Linked DNA regions of Homo sapiens: region 1 is linked to region 2. Evidence: chromatin loops called from intact Hi-C (ENCODE). Cell type or tissue: ascending aorta. All regions are shown on one strand. Each heading gives the region's core, and the rest is flanking DNA. Links, peaks and the distances in the headings are about the cores only.

Region 1 (16,357 bases), core at 4,233-12,232, 250 kb after region 2:
CCAAAAATACATATTTTACTCTTTTTATTAGAGATAATAAACTACATTAAATTACTGGTGTATTTCATGGGTCACTGATAAGTTCCATTCGAGAAGAACTCCATTTAATAGTACTCCATGACACAAATCTTTTCATCACCTTTAAAGTCCTAGGTCTGCTAAATGGTACTCCAGGGACAAGGCCATGACCATGCAGCTTGTTTCTTAGCAGAAACACTGAGGAATTTTCTCACCTTCTTTGTATCTATTTAAGGACCTTGGTTTGGGGCCACACGTGGGAAACTATTAATAGAATGTGGGGTAGGTTAGCAAGGTGGCTTTCTCTCAGATTACACTGGCTGATTGTCTCTGTACCTAAGGCTCTATTTTGGTCCAGGAAGCTGCATCCCTTAGTCCAACAGAGGACCTAGAAAAAGGGGTATCAGGAAACCCAGGACCTCTAAGATTTTCCTTTCTAATTGTTGATTCTCCAACTTCCCCATAAAAACCTCAATCTTAGTTTTAGAGATGGGGAATAACAGAGAGTCCAGCTGTTATTACTTACCAGATGTGATTTTCTAGCCCAGTCTCAGTTCACTGGGTACTAACAGGGAAGATGTTTCTTCCTTGTTGCATCCTTGATCTCTCGTTCTGTGTCTACTTTCATCCAGGCTCCTGGGACTGAAGCTCGCCACTGACTGCAACATCACCCTGAAAACACAGAATGCAGCCTTGCTGCCTCAAGTTGAAATCATCCCTTAAGTTCTGTTACTCACAATGCCTGCTCCCTAGGACCAAGCTCTCTATTAGTCAAGATTCTATTAGTTGTATTTGAAAGACATCCTCTCAAAGAACTTAAGGGAAAAAAAAGAAGGCTGCGAGAGAGTGAAACTATTAGCAGGAATGAAACCCAATTTCGATAATGAACTAGAACGAGGGGTTTAGTCCTAATCAAACCTCTGCCTCCCATATGTACTCTTCCAGTCAGCTTCACTGATACCTCTTGCTGCAGAATGGTTTTCTCTATTTTTCAGGCAACATGATGTCAAATGTGGCTTCTGAGAGCTTCTGAGTTAATGGGTTACTGGCCCATGTGACTGGAGGAAAAGCAGCTCTTTCTCAACCCCCAGTTGGTCAGATGGATCAATCAATGGTAGTTAGGAAGCCCAGCTCACTCCTTATAAATGTGACTAGGGAATTCTCCCACTATAAACTATGGAGAATGGAGGTGGGAGAGTTCTCATATTAAGAGGGGATATACTTGTTCAATAAACACACAAAACTGTATGCCAGTGAATTGGATAACTTAGGTCAAATAAATTCCTAAAAAGATGTGAACTACTGAAACTGACTAAAGAAGAAATAGACAAATCTGAATAAACCTATAACAAATAAAGAGATTGAATTACTAGCTTTTAAACTTCCGACGAGGAAAAGTACAGGCTCAGATAGCTTCGTTGATGAATTCCTTCAAATGTTTAAGGAAGAATTAATACCAATTTTTCACATACTCTTCTAGAAAATAGAAAAGTAGGGAATTCTTTTCAACTAATTCTATTGGGCCAGCATTACCCTGATATCAAAGCCAGACAAGCCAGGCACATTGGCTCATGCCTATAATCTCAGTGCTTTGGAAGGCCAAGGCGGGAGGATCACTCGAAGCCAGGAGTTTGGGCAATATAGCAAGACCTCATCTCTACAAAAAAAAAATAAAAAATTTTCTAAAAGCCAGACAAAGACATCATAAGAAAAGAAAATTACAGATCAATACCTCTTACAGTTATAGACAAAAAAATCCTGAACGAAATACTAGCAAACAAATCCAACAACATACACAAGGATTAATCACCATGGCCAAGTAGAATTAATCCCAGGAGGGCAAGATTGGTTTTGTAGCCAAAAATCAGTTAATGTAATATACCACATCAACATAATAAAAGACAAAACCATATGATCATCTCAATAGTTGCAAAAAAAAAAATTGTCGAACTCTACATTTTACCATGGTAAAACTACTCAGGAAACCAGGAACAAAAGGGAACTTCCTTCACCTAATAAAAAGTATCTACAAGAAAGCCCACAGCTAACATCATACTTTTTGTTAACTTTTATTTAAGTTCAAGTGTACATGTGCAGGTATGTTATACAGGTAAACTTGTGTCATGGTGTTTGTTGTACATATTAATTCATCACCCAGGTATTAAGCCTACTACCCACGAGTTATTTTTCCTGATCCTCTCCCTCCTCCAACCCTTTATCCTCCAACAGGCCCAAGTGTATGTTATTCCCCTCTATGTGTCCATCTTAATAGTAAAAGATTAAATACTCTCCCCCATGATCAATAATAAGATAAGGATGTCCATTCTTACCACTTCTATTTAACATTGTACAGGAGTTTATAGCCAAGGTAATTGGGCAAGAAAAAAATAATAAAGGGCACCCAGATTGGAAATAAGGAAATAAAACTACCTCTATTTTGACATGATTTTATATACAGAAAATCCTAATGAATCCACTAAAAAATCTATTAGAACTAATCAACAAGTTCAGCAAGGTTGCCAGCTTAATATACAAAATATGCACTATCGATTGTATTTCTCTATGCTAGGAATGAAAATCTAAACATTTAAGAACACAGTTTCATTCACAATAGTATCAAAAAATAAAATACTTCTTTTTAAAACAACTACAAATTCTTAAAAGTAAAAAACATTGCTAAAAGAAATTAAAAGCCTAAATAAATAGAAAGACATATTATCCCATGTTGATATATTGGAAGAATATTATTAAGATGGCAATACCCTCAAATTGATCTATAGATTGAGTACAATCCCTATCAAAAGCCCAGCTGACTTTTTTTTTCCAGAAACTGGCAAAATTCTAAAATACATATGGAAATATAAAGGACCCAGAGCAGCCAAAATCATCTTACAAATAAAGTTGTAGGATGCACACTTTCCAATTTCATAAAAGCAATAGTAAATAAGACAGTGTAGGTACTGGCATAAGAATAGACATGTAGATCCATAGAATAGAATCAAAGTTCACATATAAACCTTCACATTTATGGTCAACTGATTTCAACAGAACGTCAAGACAATTCGATGAGGGAAAGAATGGTCTTTTTAACTAACAGTGCTGTGACCACTGGATATCTATCTACACAAAAATAAAGTTGGACCCATTCCTCACCATATATACAAACACTCCAAGTGGATCATAGACCTAAATGCAAAAGTTAAAACTATAAAACTCTTCGGAGAAAACATAGGTAGAAATCTCTGTGATCTTGGGTTAGACAAAGCCTTCTTGGATATGACACAAAAAGCACAAGCAACAAAGGGGGAAAAGAACTGGACTTTATTGTTTTTATAGCAACAAACGCCTATACCAAACAAGAAGAGAGATCTCAAATAAACAATCTTCAAGCAACTAGAAAAAGAAGAACAAACTGAGTCCAAATTGGGCTGAAGGAAGGAAATAACAAAGATCAGAGCAGAAATAAATGGAGACCAGAAAATAATAGACAAAAAAATTAATGACAATAAGAGTTGCATTTTTAAAAGATAAAATTGACAAACTCTTAGGCTAACTAGGAAAAAAAGAGAGAAGATTAAAATAAATAAAATTAGAAATGAAAGAGGAAACATTACAACAGATAGCAAAGAAATGCAAAGGATCAAAGAAAATTACTGTGAACACTCATATGCTAACAAATTGGATAATCTAGAAGAAATAGATAAATTTCTAGACACAAACGGCCTGCCAACATTGAACTATGAAGAAATAAAAAAAAAATCTGAACAGACCAATAATGAGTAAGGAGCTGAATCCGTAATAAAAAATTACCTCATCAAAGAAAAGCCCAGGACCAAATGGCTTCACAGCTAAATTCTACCAAACATTTAAAGAAGAACTAATACTAATCCTTCTCAAATGCTTCTATAAAATTGAACTGGAGGGAACACTTCGAAATTCATTTTATGAGGCCAGCATTACCCAGATACCAACGTCAGACAAGGATAGTACAAGAGAAAAAAACTATAGGTCAATATCCCTGATGAACATAGATGGAAAAATCCTCAACAAAATACTAGGAAATTCAATCACATATCAAAACAATCATTCACCATGACCAAGTGAGATTTATCCCAGGGATGCAAGGATGGTTCAATATACACAAATCTATAAATGTGATATACCACATTTACAAAATGAAGTATAAAAATCATCTGATCATCTCAATAAATGCAGAAAAATCATTTGATAAAATTCAACACTCTTTCATGGTAAAAAAACAGAACTCTTAACAGATTAGGTACAGAAGAAATGGACTTCAACACAATAAAGGTCACATAGCTAACATAGTACTCAACAGTAAAAAATTGAAAGATTTTCCTCTGAGTTCAGGGACAACACAGGGATGCCCACTCTCATCATTTCTTTTCAACATAATACTGGAAGTCCTAGCCAGAGCAATTAGGCAAGAGAAAGAAATAAAAGGCATCCAAATAGAAAAGAAAAAAGTAAAATTTTCTCTGTTTGCTGATGACATGATCATATATATAGAAAATCCCAAAGATTCCACCAAAAAACTGCTAGACCTGATAAACAGATTTAGTAAAGTTGCAGGATACAAAAACAACATATGAAAATTAGTAGCATTTCTAAACACTAATAACAAACTATTCAAAAAGGAAACAATTACATTTACAATAGTAACAAGAAAAAAATTTAAACCTTAGGGGTAAATTTAACCAAGGAGATGAAAGACCTCTGTACTGGAAACTACAAATCACTGATGAAATAATAGGAGGAAACACAAACAAATGAAAGATATTCCATGTTCATGAAGCTAAAGAATTAATATTGTTTAAAATGCCTATACTACCCAAAATTGTCTATAGATTCAATGTAATCTCTATGAAAATTCCAATGTCAGCTTTCAGAGAAATGTAAAAAAAAAAAAAATCCTTAAATTCATGTGGAACTACAAAAGAACAAAGCTGGAGACATCACACTCCCTGATTTCATAGTATGTTATAAAGCTATTGTAATCAAAACAGCATGGTAATGGCATAAAAACAGACACATCAACCAACGGAAGAGAATAGAAAGACTGTAAATAAACCCACACATATACAGTCAATTGATTTTTGACAAAGGTTCCAAGAACACACAATGGAGAAAGGATGACCTCTTCAACAAATGGTGCTGGGAAAACTAGATATCCACATGCAAAAGAATAAAATTAGAAACTTATCTGACACCATGAACCAAAAACAACTCAAAATGAATTAAAGACTTAAACATAAAACCTGGAACTGTAAAACTACTAGACAAAAGCATAGGCAGAAATCTCCACAACATTAGCCTGGGCGCAATGGTTTTTTGGATATGGCCCTGAAAGCTCAGGCCACAAAGGCAAAAATAGACAAATGTAATTGTATCAAACTAAAAAGCTTTGACACAGCAAAAGAAACAATTAACAAGGTGAAGAGACATCTTTGCAACTATGCAACTATATACCTGATAAAGCTTAATATTTAAAATATATAAGAAACTCAAATAGTGAATTTCTCAATAGTAAGAAAAACAAATAGCCCAATTTAAAAATAGGTAAAGAATCTGAATAGGCCCTTCTCAAAAGAAGACATACGAATGGCCAACAGGGCCATGAAGAAAATGCCCAATGTCACTAATTATCAGGGAAATAAAAATTAAAACCATAATGAGATATCATGCCACCCTTGTTAGAATGGCTTTTATCAAAAAGAGAAAAGATAACAAGTGTTGGTGAGGATGCTGAGAAAAGGGAACCCATGTATGCTGTTGGTGGAAATGTAAATTGGTATAGCCATCATGAAAAAATTGTGTGTAGGTTGCTCAAAAAAGTAAAAGTAGAACTCTGTACAATCCGGTACTCTCATTTCTGGGAACATATTCAAAGGAATTGAAATCATTGTATCAAAAGGATATCTGTACTCCCATACTCCCAATAGCCAAGATAAGGAATCAACCTGTGTTCACTAACAGATAAATGAATAAAGATAATGTATGTCCAGACAATGGAATACTATTCAGTCTGTAAAAAGAAGGCAATTCTGTCACTTGAAACAACATGGATAAATCTGGAGGACAGTATACTAAGTGAAATAAGCCAGGCACAGAAAAACACGTACCTCGTGATCTCACTTATATATGGAATCTTTAAAAAGTTGAATTCATAGCAGTAGAAAGCAGAATGATGGCACCAGAACCTGGGAGTATGGGGATCAAGAGAATGAACGGGGAATTATTGGCCAAAGGGTACAAAGTTTCAGCTAGACAGGAACAATAAGTTTTGAGATCTACTACACAGAAGAGTGACTACAGTCAATAACGTATACTTCAAAATAACCAAGGGAAGAAATCTCAAATGTATTGCCACAAAAAATATCAAGTAAGGTGATGGTTATGTTAACTAGTTTGATTTAATCATTTCACATTATATACATATATCAAAATACCACAATGTACCCCATGAATGTATACAGTTATGATTTGTCAATTAAAAATAATACTAATTTTTTTAAATGAAAAAAACTTCAGAAGAAAACAAAGCATAATGGAAAATAAAAGTGTTGTGGAGAGGGAGGCTAGATCAAACAAGAACAGCAAATTGTTGAGGCTGGGTGCTAAAAACAAGGAGATTCATTATATTGTCTCATGTTTGTTTGAAAATTTTCATATTAAAGGTTTACTTTTTAAAGATGAAATGTTAAATAAATAAAATAAATTTTAAAATGCTAAAACAATTTAACTTTTGTGCTTCAGTGAACACCATCCAAAAAGTGAAAAAAACCCACAGAATGGGAGAAAATATTTGCAAATTACACCCCGTTAAGGAAATTGTATACCAAGTATATAAAGAACTCTTACAACTCAATAATAAAAGGGCAACCCAGTTTTAAAACAGGCAAAGGATTTGAATAGACAGTCCTCCAAAGATACACAAATGACCAATAAGCACATGAAGAGATGCTCAACTTCCGTAATCATTGAGGAAATGCAAATCAAAACCACAAGATCCACTTCACATCCACTGGGAAGGCTATAATCAGGCAGATAATAACAAGTATTGTCAAGGATGTGGAGTGATTGGAACCCTAATACACTGTTGATGGGAATGTAAAATGGTGTGGCTGCTTTGAGAAAATGTGTGGCACTTCCCCAAAAGGTTAAACACAGACTTACCATATGATTCAATAATTCCATTCCTAGGTATATGTCCAACAAAAGCAAAAATGTATGTCCACACAAAAATTTGTATACAAATGTTCATAGAAGCATTCAAAATAGCCACACACAAAAAGTGGAAACAACCCAAATGTTCGTCAGCGGATTAATGAATAAATAAAATGTGGCATATTCATACAATAGCATATTATTTTGCAATAAAAAAATGAAGTGTGTAGTTATGCTAAGTGAAAGAAATTAATCCCAAAAGACCACATAGTGTATGAATTCTTTTATGTGAAATGTCCAAAATAGCCGGCAGAGTGGTTGGGGAGAAATGGGGAGTGATGGGTACATGGTTTCATGTTAGAATGATGAAAATGTTCTAAACTTGATGGCAGCGATGCTTGCGTAACTCTGTGAATATACTAAAACCATTGAATTATACACTGTTAATTGTATGATATAAGAATTATACCTCAAAAGGTTGTCATAAGTAATAAAAAGTAATCTCTTTTTTTTTCTTTAGAGACAGGATCTCACTCTGTCACCCCAGCTGGAGTACAGTGGCACAATCATAGCCCATAAAGACTGGAACTCCTGGGCTCAAGTGATCCTCCCACCTCAACCTCCCAAAGCCCTGGGATTGCAGGTATGAGTCACTGCATCCAGCCGAAAAGCAATATCTTAATCAAGTCTTGAGAAATACCCAGATCAGAAAATGTTGCAATTGGAAGAATTCCAGGTTTAGTGAAAAGATATTCAGTGGATTTTCAAGAGAACTTCCAATTCTTAAATTTAGTTCATTAAAGTGATACTATTTAGTTTAAAAGGATTTAGAGTATATTTGCTCTTAAACTTGATTTATTAGGGAACCTAGTATCTGTTTTACTGTGGATAATTTAATAAAGAGTGGTCTTTTTATTTTAAATTCTTGGGGTAAGAAAAGGTAGTAACTCCCATTATATTGGAATAATTTCAAATCACCAACTTGCACATACAACAGTGTGCTCTAACTACAATCTTGGATGAGGTATAAAACTCTCCATAGCAGAATCTGTTAACCTAAACAAGCAAAAACATAACAAAAAGTTACTCACTTTGTATGTCCTTGGTAATAAGTTTAATGCAAATTTAGAAGAAAAATGAAATATTGGTGAGATGCTATATTTTTACTTCAAAGCCCTGGAATTAGCATTTGGAGAGGTTCCCAAACATTATTTATGGTGTCAGTGACTCTGTTCTCAAATTGAAGTACCATTTTTGGCCTAGATTTGAGATCAGGTACAATTAATGAAGCACCTGGGGAAATTTTTCAAACAGATCCAGATAATCAGTTTCAAGTTGTAAGAGACGTTGCAATTTGGGATCGATAAGCCTATAGCCTCTTGAACATGGAGCACGTCTCACTCATAATGAATCAATGTTTTAAAAACTGAACTTATTCCACTAAACACAAGTCCTCTCCAGATGATATTTAAGATCTTCACCAACCATGACTTACAACTCATTTCCAGAGCCAAGAGTAATATTTTCCATCCCAAATTATTCCATAGCTTTCCAATCTCTTCTATTTTTGAGAATTCGCTTTAGAGAAACTATTATTTCTTATTTTTACTGGCTTTTCTGCACAAAAATTTGTCCTGGTAAAAATTTAAGTTGCTTCAAAAAAATAACATGCTGACTACATTTCATTTTGGAAAACTTCAGTGTTAAGAACATCTCGCTACTCACACTTGATTCCCCTCAACATAGAACCAGACATGTCCCATTCCTGCCAGCAGAGGGAGGGGTAGAAGCCCTTTCTAGCAATACCATCAGCAATTTGTAATGCAAAAGCCTTCCCCCTGCCAGCCCCATTTTCTCACAATACCGTACTAGCCACATTTCTATTATATTTTTTCCAAAGGAAAGTACATATTTACCATTTTACTCAAAGTATAATTAAAATTACATTACCAGATCCATCAGACACACTTCAATTTACATCTTGCTTTAGATATAATCTAAATTAGATATAATCCCTTGCATTAGATACAATCCCTTGTTGAAAAAAAAATTTTTGAGACAGGGTCTCACTCTGTAGCCCAGGCCGGAGTGTGGTGGCCCAATCATGGCTCACTGCAGCCTCGACATCCCAGGCTCAAGCAATCCTCCCACCTCAGCCTCCCAAGTAGCTGGGACTACAGGTGCATGCCACCACGGCCAGCTGATTTTTGTATTTTTTGTAGAGATGGGGTCTCACTATGTTGCCCAGGCTGCTCTCAAACTCCTGGGCTGAGGTAATCTTCCTGCCTCTGAAGTGCTGAAATTACAAACATGAGCCACTGCAGCCAGTGGAAACTCTTTCTTGTCTTCCCTGAACCCACCTGATCCTGGTTTTCCTCCTGCCTCTCTGGCCTTGCCTCTTCAGCCTCCTTCGATAGTGATTCCTCTTCTGCCTGACTTCCAAGTGTTTGGCTCCACAGGCTCTGTTTAAAATAAGTCTCTTGGCCGGGCGTGGTGGCTCATGCCTGTAATCCCAGCATTTTGGAAGGCCAAGGCGGGTGGATCACGAGGTCAAGAGATCGAGACCATCTTGGCCAACATGGTGAAACCCCATCTCTACTAAAAATACAAAAAAATTAGCTGGGCATGGTGGCGCACACCTGTAGTCCCAGCTACTCGGGACCTGGGAGATGGAGGCTGCAGTGAGCTAAGATCGCACCACTGCACTCCAGTCTGGTGACAGAGCAAGACTCCATCTCAAAAAAATAAAATAAATAAGGTAAAATGAGTCTCTTAACCTCCCCCGATTATCTCCTCCTCCTCCTCCTCCTTGTCTTACTCCTCTTTTCCCTGTCTCATTCAGGAGCATTTTAACTTCTTATATTCCCTCCACATCCAATCAGCCTCCTTCCTAGCCTTCACTCTTTCATCCCCGTTAATTTTAGAGTGAGGAAGTCCAGCGAAGGGGGTGTTGGTATTGTCACTCCATCTCTCACCTCCCCTTTCAGCCACTCATCTTCTTCCATAAAGAACTTTGTCATGGACAGAAAGTTTTGTTTCTTGAAACCTGTGTCTTATGAGATTTCAAGCAAATTTCACTTTGCTTTTAAAATTGTGCCACACCTCTTGTAATTCTCCTTGAGAAACAATAAGAGGAAGAGCCAGCACTCCTCTCAGGGAATAAGGCAGGCTCAGGAGCCCAAATGCCTGGGTTCTAGTCCAGATTCTGCACTCATTGCTGTGGGACTTGATCTCTCTGTGCAACAGCTGTCTGATCCGTGAAATGGATCGATAATAGGACAAATGAGGTGTCACGCAGTGTTAGCTCTATTCATTATAATAGACTTCTATTATTGAATTAAGTAAATAAAGCCTCACAGGGGCTTGAAAGACATGAAAGACAGAGGCAGGGAACAAGAATAAAGCATTTCAATTCACCTTTCGTTTAAGTCTGAGGTTTCTTAAACTAGAGCCTCATTAAAACCTTAGGAACATCACTTCTCTCATTTGGAGCCTCTCGGGGAGACTGGCAAACCCTGAGTCCTGCTATGTCTGGGTTGTAAACTTTGTGGGCGGTGGCAGCAGCCTGGAAGACACAGCAGGATTGTGAGGGAGCCAGGAAACCTCCAGGGCAGCCCTGCAGGATGCCACCGCCAGAGCTCAGCCTCATTCCATATGAAATGGAGCCCACTCAGCCAGGAGGAACAAGGTGCTTCCTGCAGCAAAGCGAGCAGCCAGGACCAAAGGCTTAAGGATCCAAAGAACCCAACCAGTAAGGGGGCAGTCTTGGAAGAAACTCTATATATAATGCAGTAATAGAAACTCTTATTTGCCTAATCTGACATTCATTGTTTCTTCCTCTCTATTCACAGAATCCCGCTTTTTACCTGGGCACATTGCTACCTATAAAGAGTGCATTTCCCAGGATCCTTTGGAGTTGGCTGTGGCTATGCATCTAAATTTTGACCAATGGAGTGTAAGCAGCATTGAGCTTATACTCACCTCTCTTCTTCCTTCCTGCTGCCTGGAATACAGACTTGATGGCTGGAGCTCCAAGCAGCCATCTTGGGCCAAGAAACGCTATGTAGAGAGGCAGAGAGACAGGAGCGTGAGTCTCCTATGATTATGTGCAACTACCATCCACAGAACTTTCTACTTTCAGAGCTCTTTATGCAAGTTAGAAATAAACTTCCAACTTATCTAAGCTATTGTTATTTTTTGGTTTTCTGATACATGCACACAAATGTAATCCCAAACAATAGAGAAATTCCACACAAGTATTATCTAATTAGATTTTTTTTAAGTTTATGAGTGCACAGCATAATCAGGGAAACTAAATACTTCAGGTTGGCTCCTTAGAAAGGGCTAATGAATATCCCAAGTGGAAAATAAGAGATAAACAGGAACCTTACCTAATGATAAAAGAATAATGTCCACAGGAAGATTTTTTTAATCTTAAATTTGTATGCACTTAATATGACAGCTTCAAATTATGTAAAGCAAAAGCAACCAAACTGAAAAGAAAGAGAAACAAATCCACAATCAAAGTTGGAGATTTTGGCTGGGTGCGGTGGCTCACGACTGTAATCCCAACACTTTGGGAGGCCAAGATGTGTGGATCACTTGAGGTCAGAAGTTTGAGACCAGCCTGGCCAACAGAGTGAAACCCAATCTCTACTAAATATACAAAAATTAGCCGGGTGTGGTGGTATGTGTGTACCTGTAATCCCAGCGACTCAGGAGCCTGAGGCAGGAGAATCACTTGCACCTGGGAGGCAGAGGTTGCGGTGAGCCAAGATCATGCCACTGGACTCTAACCTGTGCAAAAAAAAAAAAAAAAAGTTGGAGATTTTAACAACCTCTCCCCTCTTAGTAAAATAACTGTTATGGGCTGAATTGTGCCCCCCTACCAAAATTCATCTGTTGAAGTCCTAACCCCCACTCAGTCCCGCGGGGAAAACTTCTCAGGCCACAGAGGCAGGAAGGGATGTGCTCTCCTGAGAAGCCTTTTTGGGTTTACCTTACAACAAATTATTATGTTTTCCCTTCTGCCCTAGCTGCTAGGGAACCTGCAGCCACAGCAACTTAAGAGGGCTATTGAAATGTGCTCTGTGCCCTAACCCTACCCCTGGGCTTCATCTTATTTTCCTCACTGTGCTTTCTTTTATCCCATTTTCTCAACTATTTTGTCTTCTTATACATATCCTTGGAAGCTGCCACAAGTCCTCTTTTAGGATCTATATAAGGCATAAATAATTAAGAAGGGATATGGATGAGGGAGGCAGCCCAATGAGATAAAGAGTGCAAAAAAATAAAGGCTAAATAGGCATTACTCCAAAGATTATATACAAGTAGCCAACAAGCATATGACAAGATGTTCAATATCACTAATCAATGGAAAAATGCAAAACAAAACCACAACATCACCCTACACCCATTGGCATGTCTACTATTAAAAACAGAAAAAAAATAACAAGTGTTGGTGAGGATATGGAGAAACTGGAACCCTTGTGCTCTGCTGGTGGGTATGTAAAATTGTGTCATTGTTATGGAAAACAATATGGCAGTTCTTCAAAACACTAAAGATAAAATTACCATATCATCTAGCAATCCCTCATCTAGGTATATACTCAAAATAATCAAAAGCAGGCTCGCAAAGAGATATTTGCAGCTGGGTGCAGTGGCTCACGCCTGTAATCCCAACACTTTGGGAGGCCAAGGCAGGTGGATCACATAAGGTCAGAAGTTGGAGACCAGCCTGACCAACATGGTGAAACCCCGTCTCTACTAAAAATACAAAAAATTGGCCGGGCATGGTAGTGTGCGCCTGTAGTCCCAGCTACTAAGGAGGCTGAGGCAGGAGAATCATTTGAACCTGGGAAGTGGAGGTTCCAGTGAGCCTAGATCGTGCCACTGCACTCCAGCCTGGGTGACAGAGCAAGACTCCATCTCAAAAAAAAAAAAAAAAAAAAAACAGATGTTTGCACACCCACATCAAGAGCTGGAAGCAACCCAAGTGTTCGTCAACAGATGAATGGATAAACAAAATGTGGTACATAATATGAGAGAATATTATTTAGCCTTAAAAAGGGAAGAAATTCTAACACATGTGACAACATGGATGAACACTGAGGACATTCTGCTAAATGAAATGAGCCAGTCACAAAAAGACAAACACTGTAAGGTACCACTTATATGAAGTATCTAAAGTTGTCAAATTTACAGACACAGAAACTAGAAGGGTGGTTGCCAGTAGTTGGAAGGATGGAGAAATGGAGAATTGTTTAATGGGTTTCAGTTTTACAAGATGAAAGAGTCTGGAGATTGATTGTACAACAATGTGAATGTACTTAACACTACTGAACTGTACACTCAAAATGGTTAAGATGATAAATTTCATGTTATATTTAATCACAATTTTCTTAAAGTAAAGGCAAGAAAGACAAGCTTATTTTTTCACAATTTTTGCCCAGCGTACATCCTGATGTCAAGTTGAAAGGAGCTGGTGGTTTCATTTGGAATCTGTCCCATCCCCACCCTAGCCTTTCAGGAGAAGTAGGGAGTATTTTACATCCAACCAGTGAGAGTAAAAATAATCACCTAGCTTGGAGGTAAACAAATATTCAGGATTTGAACAAAGAATACTTTCACTTGGATAAGTATTCTTAGGTATTCTTTTTCCTAAGTAGGATTGCCCCAAAACTGTAATTGTTCATCTTGAATATGTAATCAGAACCACATTTGTGAGACAGAATTTTTTTTCTTTCAACTTCTCTCTCAACATCTACTCCCTTGTTCTAATCTGCTTATGACAATGTACCTCCCACACGCAACTAAAAAAGCAAAAATGTCAAGTGAAGTGTTTTATGTTAAGGATCCAGATTACTGAACAGACTGTGTCACTAAAGCATGTTAATAGTGTAAGCAGAGGGAAATATAGGTTAGTGAGTCAACTCTTTTCTAGTTCATCAGAGGCCAAGCAATCTTTTCAAATGATTGATGTTTTGTTCAGTCTTGGCTAAGTGATTCTTCCTTTCCCTTCCAACCTAAAGGCCATGCTAATGGGAGGTTCCCATGCCATGGTTTTTTTTTTTTAATTATTATACTTTAAGTTTTAGGGTACATGTGCACAACGTGCAGGTTAGTTACATATGTATACATGTGCCATGCTGGTGCACTGCACCCACTAACTCGTCATTTAGCATTAGGTATATCTCCTAAAGCTATCCCTCCCCCCTCCCCCCACCCCACAACAGTCCCTAGAGTGTGATATTCCCCTACCTGTGTCCATATGTTCTCATTGTTCAATTCCCACCTATGAGTGAGAATATGCGGTGTTTGGTTTTTTGTTCTTGCAATAGTTTACTGAGAATGATGATTTCCAATTTCATCCATGTCCCTACAAAGGACATGAACTCATCATTTTTTATGGCTGCATAGTATTCCATGGTGTATATGTGTCACATTTTCTTAATCCAGTCTATCATTGTTGGACATTTGGGTTGGTTCCAAGTCTTTGCTATTGTGAATAGTGCCGCAATAAACATACATGTGCATGTGTCTTTATAGCAGCATGATTTACAGTCCTTTGGGTATATAGCCAGTAATGGGATGGCTGGGTCAAATGGTATTTCTAGTTCTAGATCCCTGAGGAATCGCCACACTGACTTCCACAAGGGTTGAACTAGTTTACAGTCCCACCAACAGTGTAAAAGTGTTCCTATTTCTCCACATCCTCTCCAGCACCTGTTGTTTCCTGACTTTTTAATGATTGCCATTCTAACTGGTGTGAGACGGTGTCTCATTGTGGTTTTGATTTGCATTTCTCTGATGGCCTGTGATGGTGAGCATTTTTTCATGTGTTTTTTGGCTGCATAAATGTCTTCTTTTGCGAAGTGTCTGTTCACATCCTTCACCCACTTTTTGATGGGGTTGTTTGTTTTCTTCTTGTAAATTAGTTTGAGTTCATTGTAGATTCTGGATATTAGCCCTTTGTCAGATGAGTAGGATGCGAAAATCTTCTCCCATTTTGTAGGTTGCCTGTTCACTCTGATGGTAGTTTCTTTTGCTGTGCAGGAGCTCTTTAGTTTAATTAGATCTCATTTGTCAATTTTGGCTTTTGTTGCCATTGCTTTTGGTATTTTAGACATGAAGCCCTTGCCCATGCCTATGTCCTGAATGGTAATGTCTAGGTTTTCTTCTAGGGTTTTTATGGTTTTAGGTCTAACGTTTAAGTCTTTAATCCATCTTGAATTAATTTTTGTATAAGGTGTAAGGAACGGATCCAGTTTCAGCTTTCTACATATGGCTCGCCAGTTTTCCCAGCACCATTTATTAAGTAGGGAATCCTTTCCCCATTGCTTGTTTTTGTCAGGTTTGTCAAAGATCAGATAGTTGTAGATATGCAGCATTATTTCTGAGGGCTCTGTTCTGTTCCATTGATCTATATCTCTGTTTTGGTACCAGTACCATGCTGTTTTGGTTACTGTAGCCTGGTAGTATAGCTTGAAGCCAGGTAGCGTATGAAGTTAAAACAAAGATAAGTTTCATTCGGATGTCTGCTTTTAATGTCATATGATAAAATCTGGAGTTAAATCAAGAAACAAAATTGAGGATAAATGTATAAAGTGAGTTTTCTGTCAAATTAAAAAGTGAAGAATGGCTTGCTACACCCAGCATACATCACCTCACACCCAAGTGTAAGAACTGAGTTAAATTTAAATGGTGATCACTTAATGACTTGCCCTATGACCCTGGGAAACCCTCTGACTTCCATCTTATTTTTCCCACCCATAAAATTATTATAAACAAGACATACTTTTTTTTTGAGACAGAATTTCACTTTTGTTGCCCAGGCTGGAGTGCAATGGTGCCATCTTGGCTCACTACAAACTCCACCTCCCAGGTTCAAGTGATTCTCCTGCCTCAGCCTGCTGAGTAGCTGGGATTACAGGCACCCGCCACCACGCCCAGCTAATTTTTTGTGTTTTTAGTAAAGACAAGGTTTCACCATGTTGACCAGGCTGGTTTTGAACTTCTGACATCAGGTAATCCACCCACCTCAGCCTCCCAAAGTGCTGGGATTACAGGCGTGAGCCACCGCACCCAGCCTAAATAAGATGTACTTCTGATTCAAGACATCCATTGCTGTTTAAAGGACAGATGCACCAGG
Region 2 (16,357 bases), core at 3,353-11,352:
ACGCTATGAAAGAGACAGTGGTAACACCCTGGGGCCATGCAGGGACAAGGCTTATAGGAGAGCAGCAACTTAGAAAGATATTAGTGCACAATGCACGGAAACTCAAATTTCAGGTCAAGTTCTATTGCTTCATAATTGTGTAGCCTTGGATAAGTTAATTTCTCAGAACTCTGTTTCCTTATCTGTAAAAAAAAAAAAAAATGGTGGCTGCAAACTCAATGGAAGGAGAAGGTAAGTTGGCAGAGCAGGGATGGTGGCAATTCAGAGACAAAGGATTCTTTTAAAGAGGCACTGCTGCTGAGTGTTGCCACACAGAAGTCAGGGAGCCATGTGACCAAAACCCCAGTCGCAACTGAAGCCAGAACTTTATGGCAACTGGTTCCATTTTTTACAGCTATTATTTGGCTCAAACTACATACATCTGGGTCACAGTGTAGTCCAAGGACTGTCATTTTATAACTACTGCTTTGGACTCCAAGGATCCCTTAAGCATAGAAATTGGCTGTCAAATTTCTTTGCTGTTGGCTAGTGACCTCTTGATAGTCGAAGGCGCTAAATGATAGTCAAAACTGTCTTTGACTAATAAAAATTAGGAGGCAAATTAATTGTTGCTTCATGAATTATTTTGTAGATAAAATCTTTCAAACCATGAGGTCATAGGGGAGTGTGGATGATGAAGGAGACCCCAGCTTGGGGATGAAATGGCCGAAAATCTGGGCTAGGCCATCCCACACTACTACAGTGCCCCACAAAAGGCTGCTCTTCGATAAATATTAGTGGTATGAATGGATGGATGGAAAGATGCATGGATGGATGGATGAAATATAAATGGATAGAAGGATGGATAAATATCCTCTGGATAAATTCACTGTTATAGTCTCATTGAAAGTTCAAAGAATCTTTAGCTCTATGCATAAGTTAGAATCACATGTGAGATATAATCAGACAATGTATTAAGTAATGGCTGACTCCTACTTTCAATAATATAACCCTCTCTCCTTCTTCATGGCCACATTGCACTTTGGTAACATTGCTTTTTCCCCCTTAAGGTCATCGTAGCTAGATTTCACCTGTATAAAAAACATGAATGGCTTGGACATGCACACCACTTGCCCCAGCCCATCCCTCCCTAGAAATGTCCTTTACCCTAGGCCACAAAATGCCAGGACTTCATTTTTACAGTGAACGCATTTGATCCCAAATCATCCCATCTTCCCCCTTCCTAAGAAAGGTGCTATACCAAATAGCAACAAAAAATGCAAATTGATTTGATAATCTACCAGGGAGAGAGATTCTATGAGTTTGGAAGGGACTTGGGAAGGGAAATGATACAGGGAGAGAGATCGATGACAAAGAGAAAACTCATCTTAAGAAAGATTGGGGTTGTAAAATAACCAGACATTTATTTCTTGTCTTCTTTTTACACAATAAACACACTTCTCAAAACTGACAAAAACATTTCTTAAGAGGGCCCTTGTGATCTATTCATCAGAAGCAAAGGTAGAGGATATTTTTCATGTCAGGGTATTTGTTTCTAGAAACCTAGACGTTTTTAAAATGATAACTCCATTTTTTTAAACTATAGCCATGGCGCATGATTTACAGAGAATATAACCTTTAAGAAATAGAGATAATTACTCTGTTTAAAAAACACACTGTGTCATTCTTGCTTCTAGCACAAACCTCACTGCCCCGGATCATTATAGTGTGGCTAGTTGGATGATTTTCCTGCTCTTCAAGGGCAAGGAATATACTTCATCAAAACTGCTTTACTGCCAATTGAGCCTTTTGAATATTTAAAAGCTGATGACCTATGACTGAAGTTAATGCAAATGTCTCTGTCTCTAATGACAAACCTGATGAACTGGTGATGAGAGGAAGAAAAGACTAGCTGAGTAGAAACTCTAGGAAATACCTCCAGCAAAGTCTATCAGGGTTCTTTATGGTAAAAGCAATCTTATTCTTGATCTTAAACCCCTTCCGAGCACCCTCAGGACTAACGGAATGGGTATTTCCTCTTACCCCAGGTGGCTTTGATTAAAGCTGTGGAAAACAGAAACCAAGAGGGACAAAAAGAACAGAGGACTGGCGAGGCATGGTGGCTCACACCTATAATCCCAGCACTTTGGGAGGCAGAGGCGGGTGGATCACCTGAGGTTGGGAGTTTGAGACCAGCCTGACCAACATGGAGAAACCCCGTCTTTACCAAAAATACAAAATTAGCCCGGCAGGGTGGCGCATGCCTGTAGTCCCAGCTACTCCGGAGGCTGAGGCAGGAGAATTGCTTGAACCCAGGAGGTGGAGGTTGCGGTGCGCAAAACTCCATCTCAAAAAAAAAAAAACAAAAAAAACAGAGGACCATCAAGTCCTCAGGGGTTGCAGCAATGGCTTCCTCCAGTCACCAGAGGGCTCTAGAGGGAGGAATAACCTATTTCTAAATCAGTCCTCATCTCTGCACACCAAGCTTAAAGTCTGAAAATTACAAGAGATTATTTTTCACACATAGTTTTACAAACAAATATGGCTCCTGATAACTTAAAATTATCTACAGAGGCAGGAGAGTGAAGTAGAAATTGATTCCATACCTGGTCTGCCATGTGTTTAGAACAGGAGTCAGCAAGCTAGGACCCATAGGCCAAATGTGGCCTGCCACCTGTGTTGTCAATAAAGTTTTATTGAATCATGGCCCACTCATTTAAGAATTGTCTATATCTGCTTTTGCTTTACCAAAACAGAGCTGAGTCACTGCACTAGAGACCGTATGACCCAGAAAGCCAAAAATATTTAACTAGCCCTTACCTAGAAGAATCATTCGGCTCAGTGGGTTATGTAAGTGACACATCTCCATATCATCTAGTTCACATGATATTAAAAGGCCCAAAGATGCCTGTATAAAAATCTTTCTAAATGCAACTCTATTAGCTAGAATGACCAAAATCCAGAACACTAACAACACCAAATGTTGGCAAGGATGTGGAGCAACAGGAACTCTCATTCCCTGCTGGTGGGAATGCGAAATGCTACAGCCACTTTGGAAAATAGTGTGGTGGTTTCTTATAAAACTAAACATACTCTTACCATATGATAGAGCAATCATGGTGTTTGGTATTTACCCAAATGAGTTGAAAACTTATGTCTACACAAAAACCTACACACAGTTATTTATAGCAGCCTTATTCATAATTGCTCAAACTTGGAAGCAACCAAGATGTCTTTCAGCAGGTAAATGGATAAATTATGATACATACAGACAATGGAATATTATTTTATGCCAAAAGGAAATGAGCTCTTAAACCAAGAAAAGACATGGAGGAAACTTAAATGCATATTACTGAGTGAAAGAAGCCAATCTGAAAAGACTACACATTGTATGATTCCAACTATGACATTCTGGGTAAGGCAAAAGCTATAGAGACAGTAAAAAGATCAGCGGTTGCCAGGGGTTAGGGGAGAAGGAGGGATGATTTTTAGGACAGGGAAACTACTCTGTATGATACTATAATGGTATTGGTATTGCAATGGAATGATACTATACATTCATCAAACCCATAGAGTGTACACCAAGAGTGAACTCTAATGTAAACTATCAACTATGAGTGATTATAATGTATCAATGTAGGCTCATCGGTTGTAATACATGTACCACTCTAGGAAGGATATTGATAATGAGGGAGGCTATGCATGTGTGGGAAAGGGGTATAGAGGAAATCTCTGTGCCTTCCTTTCAATTTTGCTGTAAACCTAAACATCTCTTTTAAAAAATAAAGTCTATTAAAAAAAGAAAAACAACTCTATTAGTCAATGAGTTGTGAGGGCCATTAAGGGCTGGGTGCCCACTGTTTCCAGCTCCTATTACCTTCTGAACACCATAGAATTGCATTTCCTTGATCCTGGGTAAGATCTTGGGATGAGTCCTGATCAGAGAGTTGTAAGCAGAAGTGCTATGAATCACTTCCGAAATGAAGCATGACCTTCCAGGGCTCTTTTCCTTGTGGCTCAACATCTGGCAAATCCAAGTTTCTGACTTCCCTGAGTGACAATGGTGGGCGGAGCCCCCCAGCTGGCCTCTGGTGGGCACAGAGCAGAGTCAAGAAGAAGCCTTTCTTGCTCTAAGCCACTGAGCATTGGGTGTTTGTTTCCTCAGCAAAATCTAACTGATCTTGACTGAAATAGAGATGATCGATAACTATAACATGCTACTATATTTGCAAGACTGTTGCTTCTCCCTATCCTCCAGTACAGTGAAGGACTCAGAAGAAGAAACATTGATCCAAGCATGAACTTTTACCTTCAGTCATCAATCTAATTTAGTTCATGAAAATTCTTCTTAAAATCTTGGTCTTCTTAAAACTCCAAGGAAGAGTCAGTCTCTCTCTCTCTCTTTCTCTCTCTCTCTCTCTCTCCCCCCACCATCCCCCAAAGAACTCTGTTATTCTTGCCTATCTATCAGGCCATCTTGGTCCCACCTTCAAGCAGTCTGTAGCCTCCCAGAGAGGAAATTTCTTTTTTCTCTCTCATTAATTTTCTGCCAAGAATGGTGACTTTTTTTCCTCTCTCAGAGATCACAGGAGCAGAATAATCCTAATCAATAAAAAGGCTGGGAGAAGGTTGTGAAACCACCCCCTCCTGAGGTAAACATGTTGATCTCCCTGTAAATCATCATTTCTGCTAATATTTGAGCACCTGTTGTGTTTTATTTCTCAGCTGATTCAGAAAGCAGGAAGGAAGAAGGAGGTTATTTATTGGGTCCCTCAAACCCCAACAAAAGCCAACTGGAATCCTCTCAGGAAGTCTTCAGAACAGCAGTTCGATGGCCACACACCATCCCTAGCTAAGTGGGAGGGTCACGGGTGTTGTGGTGACTCTGGAGAGCAGGATGGCCATGGTTTGGTGCAGCCAAGCACAGGTCTTCTCCATCCATGACTCCTTCCTGGCTTGGTCAGGTTTGCAGAGTAATTCAACCAAGGCCCAATTCCTTACACAAGACAGATAACACTTTCTTGACCTGTGTATGAAGGGGTGGTGGCACCCCCAGAGCACCTTCAGTCCCTGTAGCAGGTTTCCCAACAGACGCAAGAAAGCTCCTCTCCCTCTGCACTGTCAGCCTCTTCTGCTCTTCTTGTCTTACCCTCCAAACCAAAAGTATCTCTCTGCTGCACTGATGCTGAATGAAATACAGAACTACTTAGAATGAGCAAAAATACACAGGGAAATAGCCCCTGAAGCTGTCCTTGCAAGGTGATATGATTCCTGACAGGTTCATCCTTCAGGCATACAACTCCCAACTCTTCACAAAGGCTTAATGGATGTTTCAAATGTGCAGGACCACATGTGCCATAGAATGGCAGCTTTGATCAAACCACAGAACTTACTTCCAAGATTTATAAAGTGCGAGTGACTGATGACCCCCGTCTTCCCTGAGTGCATGATGACCACTTTCAGTGATCTCCACAAGCTCAGGTGCTGGCCCAGGGTCCAAGCTACAGCTTTCTGAATGTTAATAAAACAACTTGGAATCTTCTGTGATTCACTCATTTTCTCATGAAATTGTGGATCACCAAGTCTGGCTGCAACGCCTCTCATGACTCTCTTCTTTCAATTTCCTTTACTCCTATTCTTTTTCAGGTCCTTCCCGTTTCTTGTCTGAATACCAGAAATTACTAACTGGCCCTCCTGCCCTGGTTCTCCATCCTCAGGCACCGCTGACATGGTGATCACCGTGAAACACCTACCCGACTACCTGATTCCCTTTAAACGCTCAACAAAGGGAGAAGAGCATGGGCATACCTTGAGCCAGGTAACCCAAGGTTCAAGTCCTGACTCCACTATTTACAAAGCACAAGTCCTTTAACCACTTCAGCTTGTACTTTCCTCATCCCACACTAGAAAGAACAATAGCGCCCATCTAATAGAGTTTGGGAGAACTGAGTGGGATAATGCACTTAAAGCTCTTAGCACAATGTTTTGGCATCTAGTAAGTAAATGCTCAATAAGTGTATATTATTATCCTATGTTCTGAGCGTTAGAGGCCCTGCAAATTCAGGGCATAGAAAACCTTTCCATTCCCATCTCCTATCAATTCAAACAGTGGGTGCAACTCCTTCATCCAGGGATTCTCACCCTGTGCTCCCCGGAACACTGCTCTGCCACAAACCCCTCCACAAAAATATCGAACTTTATTTCTACCTCTAGTACATTTGTCTCCAAAATAGCAAAAGAGTAGTGAGAATTTCATGTATCTTCAACAAGGCTTTTCATTAGGAGACAATACTCTAAAATTACCCACATAGATGGCCTGTTGCTTTCTGAAAGTAGTACAATGTTTTGATGTCTAATCATCTTTATCTCTAAGACTAAGCGTCATATTTTCCCAGCTGAAATAAGCTGCCACCTTGAATGCCCTCACATATACTCTTCCCAGACTCACCAGTAGGGGGCGCGCCTGCATAAAGGAGGGAGCTAGAACAATTTCCTCACACCGGGACAGTTGTCTGTTCCAGAATGCATAATCCAATGATGCAATTTTCTTTATACTTACCAGAGGCCTAGAACATGGAAGCATCTCAGTTCTTGCAGTTTTTCATCAACACTTGTCATAACACTGCCCATGCTTGCTATTACCAAAATGATTTTTTTTTCTGTAGTTTGCACAGTATCTAAATTCTAGCTACAGACTAGACTACTTGAATTACCTAAATTCCAAGTTGGCAATGATCCCTACACACACTTCATTTGATTCCCAGCAGCCCATGTAGAGTGTAACCATCACACAGGGCATAAAGGCACAGACTCTAGACCAAGACTGCCAGAATTCAAATCCCAGCTCTGATACTTACTAGCTGCGTGACCTTGGGTAGGTTGTTTAACCTCTCTGTGCCTCGGTTCCCTCATCTGTAATATGAGAATAACAATAACCTATCTCCTAGGTTGTTGTGAAGATTAAACGAGTTAATATGTGCAAAGTGCTTAGAACAGTGTTAGGAACGTGGTGAATGCTCTATGCAATTTTGCTTCTACCACTGCTACTGTGCAGCTATCATTGAAGCATCGCAGGTGAGAAAAAGAGGATCAGACACTAAATCTGTCATCTTGAAAGTAGCTCAGCAAAGGGAATCTTCCCAATGGATTCTATTCTACTTGGAGTCAATGCTTCCAGCTATGGCCACCGGTGGGAAAAAGGCAACACAAAATTCAAATCAGAAAGGTTTACTTATTTACCTTAGATTCCACTTTCAGAAGCTCAGGGTGTTTAGAAATCCATATGTGTAAGAAAATACATGGATCTAATAACTACTGATGGATCATAAACAGCCACTCATAGGACTCCAAACTGTTGAGATTGTTATTGACGGAGGACACCAGGGTGTCCTTGACAGTGCCCAGAAAAATTGCGCTGCCACGCAAAACAGCCTATCCATACATTACAAATATTCCTCCTTCACGATGTGATTTCCACATTCCCTGCAGTAAGAATATTTTCTCCCCTTTATCATTTTCACAAATGTCTACTCAGTAATTACCTGAGTTCATTTTTATGAATTTCCACTATTTTTCTTTCCAGCTTCTGTGACTGCTTGGGGAAAATCTCAAACTCACTGATGTAATTCTCAGGATGCTCATCAGGATCGTAATCACCAAGCTCAGCTGTAATGAGTGAAAAAATAAAGAGACAGAGAAAGATTAAAAACAATAACATGAGCAGGGTGCATATGGAGTGCCTCCTGCCATCCAAAAGAAGAGGCTGGAATAAACTCACCCAAAAATATGTATCTGTACCCAGAGAAAGCCTGAGTGTCTAGAGGCTCATATTCCAGTTCAGATCGAGCTGTGTGAGCTTGGGATCTTGAGAATCTTCTCTGGGTCTCGCCTTCTTTATCAGTATAATAAAGGATTTAAATTACTGTTTTTCAGTGGGGACACCATTGGCATTTTGAGGGCTGAACAATTTTATTATTTCAGATTTTCTAAGGAACTGTAGGACATTTAGTAGCTCTACCCTTCAGGTACTAGATGCTAGCAGCAGACCCAGGCACTGTGACCATCAAAACTGCTCTCTCCCAGAAGTTAGTCAAAGAATACAGGATTTCAGTTAGATAGAAGGAATACATTCAAGAGAGCATTGTACAACATGGAGACTATAATTAGAAACAACGTATTGTATACTTAAAAATCCCTGAGAGGGTAGCTTTTAATTGTTCTCACCACCAAAACAAATGATAAGTATATGAGGTAATGTATATGTAAAGCTCGGTTTAGCCATTCCACAATGCATACATATTTCAAAACATCAGGTTGTATACCATAAATATATATAATGTTTATTGATTTAAAATGTTTTACATTTTTTAAAAATTTAATGCCCCCGCCCCAGTATTTCCAAATGCTCCCCAGGATAGGAGGTGGTACCACCTTTAGATGGAAACCAGTGGACATTCCTCGGGGTTCCATTCACAGCTAATATTCTCTGTGTCAGGAATTCCCTGACTGGAGCTGCCTGCTCTGAGGCTTATGCAGGTGTGGCTTATTCATTGAAAAATCACTAGAAGGAACCCAGCGGGATTGCACTTAAAAACAAATTGATTGCTCTTGAAATTAAGGAGTATACATCTAAAACAGAAGAGCATACTAGATTAAAGTTGTTGCTGGAGTCTAATGAGAAATAAAAATAAAATCCTAAGCCCCCCAACAGACTGAACATTGCCCCCACTTGGCCAAGAGGCCCCAGAGAACCCTTAAAAACTGAGTTCCCAGACATGATGAGGTCAGACCTCATTATACCCCCTCCCTCATTAATTGCTATTAGGTTTCCTACACCAAGGGTTAAACAGAAACCAGCCCTTCTGAAAGACTGCACCACTGATATCAACCAATTGCCGATGCTGCCCCTCCCTTTTGTGGTTTTGACACAGTAACTGATCAGCATTCCTTCCTGGTAAGAGACCACTGACTACAAAGTGGTTCTGGCCAGTCTATGGAGGCTGTGCACAGAGGGCCTTTGTGTCCTCTGCCTCACCTTTTGTTGTATAGGCCCTAATGATAATACATTTAAATGTTAAGTCTCCACCCAAAAGTGAACATGGGATGCATGTTGCTTATGTGCTAGCCTACTATGCATGCCTGTGCCTTCCTTTTGTGACTATTCACAGCCCCTATAATAACCTGTTGAATACGTATACTTGGCCACCCCATTCAGCATAAATCTTTGTCTTATTCTTCCCACCCTTGAAGTGCTTGTTTCCAGCTTCTGGCCAGAGTCTACGTTTCCCCACCTGTCAGAATGGCCACCCTGCAAGCTGCAACCCTTTGTGAGAAATAAAGCTCTTCTTTCCAAATTTATGTACTTCATGATTCTTCAGCTGACACTAACAAAGGGCACCTCCAGAGGATCTTCAAGGGTAAAAAGAGAAATGCCTACACATCTCTGAGCACCCAGAAGGCCAAGCAGAGATGGGTGTGTGAACCACAGCATGGAGGGGCAAAGGTGATGTCTGGCATCAAGAATACTTTCTATTGGTTCCACAAGCATGCTAAGGAATATGAGCCAGAAGAAGCAAGTGTCTCTGGAAGAAACAAAAGATATGGCCCAGGAGAGTAGACTAAAGATAGTGGGAAAATTGTATTAGAAGAACCTGATGACCAATATGACTTTGAAGTAGAAAAAAATTAGTATGCCTTGAGTGCATCTGAAAAATTACATCCAACTCTGTAATTTGTATCCACTGTCCCTTCATTGTCACATCATCCAATGACTGGAAAAGTATATAACCAGGAGGAAATCAAAGCTCTTTAAAGCTTCTGGACAAAATTCAAATTACAGAGTTCTTAAAACAACCTAGAACATATACCACAGCGAGGGAAGACTTCTAAAATAAGACCTAAAATACTTTCAGTCACAAAGGGGAAATTGATTAATTTGATCATACCAAAATTAAAATTTATTTCTGTTTAATAAAGGACATCAGAGTCAAAGTAATAGAGAGATGACAACTTGAAAGAACATATCTTCACAATCTAAAGCTGACAAGGACTAATATCTAGAATAAAGAAGAAATCCCTACATATCATTTTTTAATGGACAGGAAGACCAATAGAGAAATGGTCAAAGGATAATGAACAGACAATTCAAAGAAGGGGAAACCCTAAGGGCCAGTGTAGGGAGAGATGCTCAAACTCATGAATAATTAGAGATATGCAAACCAAAACAAGATGTTACTTTATACCTATAACATTGGCAATAAAACTAGGAAGTTGGCAGAGACACAAGAAAACAAAAATACTTGTGCACTGCTGAAGGGTGCTAGATGCATGTTGCTCCTCCAGAGAGCAAGGTGGGAGTTTTTAGTCAAATATTATGACCTAGCAATCCCATTTCTGGGCATTTTTCCTAGAAAAACTCTAGGTGCAAAAAAAGGATATGTTCAAGGTTTTTTTTATGACAGCATTAATCATAATAGTCAGAAGTTGGAGGCAACTTGGGTGTTTATTGTTAGTGGGACAGCTAGATAAGTAAAACATGGAAGACGCACCCTTTGGGACACTCTGTCACAGTTAAAATCAACAAAATAAGATGTACGTATGCAATATGGACAGATCCCAAAAGCAGTGTTCTGAGCGTAAGAAGGAGGGAATACAATGAGTTCTATAGCATCATTTAATTTATGAAATTTAGAAGTATAGACACAAAAAAACAATATTAATCATTTTATAAGGATGGATACAAAGACAAAGATATGTATATGAACCCAGCATTGCCCTTAGGAGTGGAAATGGAGAATAATGGAAAAAGGGAAATCAATCAATCAATCCATGGGCCTAAAGGGACCAATGATGAGAGGTGGGCCATAAACTGATGATTAACTCAACCTATGTTCCAAAAGAAATACACGTAACATGTCCACCTTTACACACATACACGCTTGTGCCCCTGTGAGCTAGCTACAGGCATTAATATTTAGGAGATGGACGATCCCAGTGCTTCCATTTTCCATAGGTAATTTCCAAAGGTGATGGGACAATGGACCACCAATATGAAACTGGGTCATCTTCAATGCAAATGTCAGCTTGCAGAGTGGTTGGTGAGGGAGGGCATCGTTTTTCAGGGTGCCCTTTTCTTTCCAGGAAATCTTGTGAGATATTATAGACTTGCAATGCTACACACTGCAAATGTTAGAAAAGTTAGAGAAGAAATGCTGTGAAGACTGCACCGGATTGCTGACAAGATTAACACTGTCCCCATCACAGGCCCTGCTCTGATTCCCTAAAGCTTGTCTTTAACTCTGACCTCTCCTTAAGCAGAAGGCAGGTTTTTTAAAATGAATAAAGATTTCTAGCTATTCATACCAAGAGGAGTTGGGTAAGCCGCCATGGTTCTCCCTCCTGCTCATGACTTGGAAGTTGAAGTCGTGACAAATGACATACAACTGGAGGCCCTGCGGTTTGAAACCAGCTCTAGCACTTTTCTAAAAGGATTCAATTCTAAGAGAAAAATCCAATGAGTTTGAAGTGAATGGGTGAGTAAGGTCAGAAACAGTAAGTCTAAAAAGCAACAGGCTTTCCCCTGGTTTGGAAAGGACTCATTCCAAAAGAATTTGAGATGCAGGACCTTTAGCTCCAGGGCCAACTCCTTCAGGAGCTTTCCCTGACCCATGCTTGCTAAGTCAGGAGCCCTCCTGGGACACTCATAGCAGGGACTGGGCCTGTGTGTTCCTCCATCTAACCAACAACGCAGGGTCACAATGGCCTGTTTCCTTATCCATCTTCCCACAGGAACTTTGTATTGCCATGTGGCCCCCTAGCAACTTCTCAGGAAGTATTTGGAGAACACATGAACAAATGAATGAATGAGGTAGTGATACCATCCCAGCAGGCGGCCAACCAGTCTTTCCCATAGTTAAATGAATCAGGCACAATCATTTAACTAAATGTTAAATGAATCAGGCACAGTCATTTAACGAAATGTTAAATTTAAACGTTAAATGGTTGTGACTAATTTAATTAACCATGGTTAATCAGGGCAAGTTTGAAGCTTCAGTATATTCTGAGTTTATTAAAAACAGTCAATCAAGCCAGGTGTGGTGGTGCACACCTGTAATCCCAGTTACTTGGGAGGCTGAGGTAGGAGGATTGCTTGAGGTCAGAGTTTGAGACCACCCTGAGTAACACAGTGAGATCCTGCCTACAAAAAAATACAAAACCTGTCAATCACCTGGAGTTTAGGCAAGTGCCCCGATTCATTTCAGGCAAGTGCCCTGATTCATTTAACATATTTAGTGGAGAACCTGCTGTGTGCCAGACACAGGAAGAGTGCTGTGAAAAAGCACCCAGATCCTACTCCCATGGAATTAGATTCTATATAAGAGGAAATGCACAATAAGCCCAAAAACAACTCAAGATCTAAGTGTTTGCAAGAAAACACAACAGGGCTCTGAGAAAGAATGACGTGCAGGAGGGAGCTGCTTTAGCTCGAGTGGTCCAGGTAGACTTACCAGAGGAAGTGACTTCGGGACTGAGTTCTGAATATCCAGCAGGAGTCAAGATTTCTACAGGGGTTGAACATACCAGGCAGAGGAGATAAGTTGAATTCCTCTGTGGTGTTGTTTTGTAAAAGGAACAGGAAAGATATTTTTACCAAGAAAGAATATAAATAGATCCCAAGGATTCTGTGTTTGTTTTGCAATTTGTATTATGAAAGAAAATGCATTGCATGTCTTAAATATGCTCGTTGGATTCAGTATGTACAGGCAGCAAAACTCCAGGTGATTGACTGGTTTTGTATTCCTTGTGGAGACAAGGTCTTGTCTATGTTGCCCAGGCTAGTATCAAACTCCTGGCCTCAAGAAATCCTCCTGCCTCAGCCTCCCAAGTAGCTGGAATTACAGGTGTGCACCACCACATCCAACTTGATTGACTGTTTTTTATAAACTCAGAATATACTGAAGCTTAAAACATACTCCTTGAAAGAGCATTAGCAAACAAGACGATGAGGGGCGACAGTGCCTCCTGATTGCTAATCACTTACTCCATCTTCCCTATTACTCTGTAAGAATAAGATTGCTAATCACTTACTCCATCTTCCCTATTACTCTGTAAGAATAAGCAGTTCTGAAATGCCCATCTATATCTGTATTTGTGAATGACCTGCAGTGCTGCCGAAGTACTCACCCGAGAATCAGACCTTTATGAACCACTTTTACTGAATTTGCTATAAATGACCACAGACAGCACTGCATTTGAGAGCCAAAAGGTCTTTTTGAGGTCTGCCAGTCCATTTCCCACTCTACTTTCTCCACAGTGTCTGTGTGAGTGTGGTCAGTAATAATAGCAATGAGGGATAAAATAGGGCCCTGATCGTCTGGATGGAGGCTCCGTGGCTTTATTTCAAACAGAAAACAGGATGGCGAGCTTTCCATTATAGATCCATATTGAGCATGTCCTTGGAGAATTGATGGTAATTCACTAATGCCTAAATGCATTCTGAAATCCTCATATGCTGGTCTGTTGCTTGGATTAGTATCGATTCCCTTGTCTCTTACCTAAGACAGTGCACCCTAACTCAAGATGTGCAGCCTTCACCATGGAGGAAGGGAACTATGGGATTTACAGTCCTTTCACTCCAAGGTAAGAGAGGCAGCTTTCAGAAACACATTCTCTACTTCAGTGTCGGTGAAGGGGCTGTTTCCCATTACAGTATCAACCATAGTGCTTTAAATGGGAAAATACCCAAGGGTTTTAACACCTCTGCCAAAATCTGCTGTCCAGGATGAAGCTGTTCCCAGGGAAGGGGGTGAAGAACAACACACACACCCATTTCGGAATTCTCAGAGAGACCAAACACAACTGAGAACAGGATCAAAGGAACTATTTCACAGCACAGAGCATCCCACAGGGAGGGCGGTGGGCCACAGGGGAATCCCCAGGAGAATGACAGGTTTCTCAATCAGTGACAAGCTCAGTGTTGTGGTAGGCAGATGATCATAACCGATGACCAGCTAATGGCCCATCAGAAGCTCCTGTGTTATTCCAGATCCATTGGAAGATTGACATAGTCATCTCTCTCTCTCTCTCTCTCTCTCTCTCTCTTTCCCCCAGCCTGCCTTCTCTCTCATAAACATGTCATTAATGTTCATGCTACCAACAGCTGGATCATCTGAGTCCCTCCAGCTGCCTCTCAACTGGCCCAGGGGAACAGAACACCTGAGCCATTTTCACTTGGGTGTTGGGCCCATCCGTGGCCATATGGTGCCTCAGGCCCTGGAGGCCTCCTTCCCTCAAACCACTTTCCTTACTAGGTGGAAACATTCAGAACCCAACCGACATCAACACATTAGCTATTTCCCCTAGGGTTTGTTCAACTGGAAAAAGAACAGTAGTCACTTCTAATGGGCCTGCGCTACCCCTGGCCTGGTGCAGAGTGGTCTCTGAAATCACATGGCAAGGAAGGGAGGATGACTATCCCATTTAATAGATGAAGAAACTGAACCCTGAAGAGCTTAGGTAACTTGGTAACTTATCCATGGTGAACCATCCAGGAAATGGGAAGAAAGATTCAAATGGTGGTGTGACAGTTTATGAGACTTGTGCTCTCCTCACCATGCCCACAGCTAGAAGAGCTGAGGAATTAGACATGATAGACATGTACGTATGTATACACATACACACACGAATAGATAGGATGGATGGATGGATGGATGGATAGATTAGATAGATAGATAGATAGATAGATAGATAGATAGATAGATAGTTAGATAGACACAAAAATGCTTCCAGGGATGACCCCTTTGTTTAACACCTATCTTCCTAGATGCAGATTCCCCTCTCAATATGTCCATTAGGCCTCTCACCTAGCATTTGGAACTGAGAACATACAATACCCACATCCCTTCAGAGCTTCTTATAAACCCACCCATTCCACATTCCAGCCCCTTTGAAAGAGAGCTTTTGACTCTGACTCATGGGATCTTGAGCAACTCTGTTTTTGCAGAGGCTCCTGTGAACATCTCAGCCCAGCCTTTCACCGGGACCCCACTGGCTTGGAAGGGAAGGTGAGTTGGGGTTCTGTTGCTACGTACCCAGCCCTACATGGTCTCCAGCCACAGACACAGGCAGGATGGCCACGGGTGGGAGAGAAGGGAGGCTTGAAACAGCCAGAGCTCCACAGTGCAAAGGTGGCGTGGGTGAGCTGTGGCCAGACTTACCTTGAACAATACAGGCACCCAGGTAGGCAGCATCAGAAAAGGAGCACAGCAGGCGGCCATGAAAAATGTCCCTTTTAATCTGAAGGTATAAAAGGTATCTGCAATACAAAAGGAGAAATGGTCACTCTAACTTTTGGCTGAAGTCTGGAAGAAGTAGGATTGTTCATGCTTAGCTCCCATGGTGACCAGAGCTTTTCCCAGCTCTAGAGACTGGCTTAGACATGCCCAGCCCTTTGTAGAACAAGCAGAGGAAAGCTGAGAGGGGCCCTCTGAATTCAGAAAATCAGAAGTGTCTGCCGAGCAGATCTTATCAGCCTCCAAAGCTGAGCAGGCTCGGCCTTTTCAAAGAGGCACGAGAAGAAATGAGGAAAGCCACAGGACCCAGTGGCCAGAGCTCCTGGCAGCAGCTCCCGCACGAGGACAGCCATGGCCACCGTCATCACTAGCTGCATCTCAGGCACATGCTGCCCAAGCTCTGTTTCAAACGGAGAGCCAGGAAACGGACTCAATCCATACATAAGGCCAGCCTCATCATTTCTTAGGGGCAGAGAGACACATTAATCAACCTCAGACAGACGCAGTCATTATGAGGCCAGAAAGGCAACTAACTGATTCACAACTAGAGCTGTCATCTGTGTAGAGTCTCCCCACTCCAGGGATGGCACACTCAGATGCCTATTGAGGCCAGGCACACAGTGGCCTGTGACACGGGCAAGTCACCTGTGCTGGTGCAAGAAGTGCTGGAAGCAGGATGGGACACAGCAGCTCCCTAGAAAGGGGGCAGCCACTGCACAGCTCCAGCCTAGTGCTGCCACTAGAAAAGCACTTTGTCCAGTTTTTCCAGAAAAATAGCAAGGTGGGAGGCAGGCAGCAGAGCAGTGTGCCAGGTTGCAACCCCTGGCTCAGGCTCATTTTGTCCCTGTCCTTTCTGTTACTCCACACTGATCAAGCTCTCTTCCAATTTCCTCATCTTCTCAAGGTTCTTTCATTCCAGGCTCAGGCCTGGGATCTGTTGTTTCTGAGCAGAGTAACTTTACAGATGTGTGCAGATTCTTTCCGTGCTTCCTTTAGAGTTTAACTCTCAAAAACCAATGTTTTTTCTCCTTCTCAACTTCTTGGGGGTTTGTGGGGAGCATCTCTCAATCAGTCCCAGTTATCACCTT

The links. Peaks named below come from ENCODE experiments on the same cell type or tissue, not always from the same donor. Only the 100,000 strongest peaks of a DNase experiment are listed, where the experiment ranks them.
Region 1: it touches region 2 in a loop (2.5-fold over the local background); 36 of 110 quality-filtered maps call a loop at or near these places.

The regions. Positions count from the first base shown.
Region 1 is chr9:83,574,366-83,590,722 of GRCh38, forward strand. It overlaps a transcript of FRMD3 not described here. Among named protein-coding and RNA genes, the nearest start is that of IDNK, 41 kb to the right of the region's middle. RefSeq lists a silencer at 13,849-14,143. In ascending aorta, for the core only: a CTCF peak has its summit at 8,977 (motif pointing right); a DNase peak (open chromatin) is centred at 8,996; H3K27ac peaks cover 534 bases.
Region 2 is chr9:83,327,996-83,344,352 of GRCh38, forward strand. FRMD3 (FERM domain containing 3) reads right to left here. Exons shown (of 14, transcript NM_174938.6): 5 at 15,195-15,292; 6 at 7,521-7,644. Among named protein-coding and RNA genes, the nearest start is that of FRMD3-AS1, 120 kb to the left of the region's middle. In ascending aorta, for the core only: a CTCF peak has its summit at 6,429 (motif pointing right); a DNase peak (open chromatin) is centred at 6,436.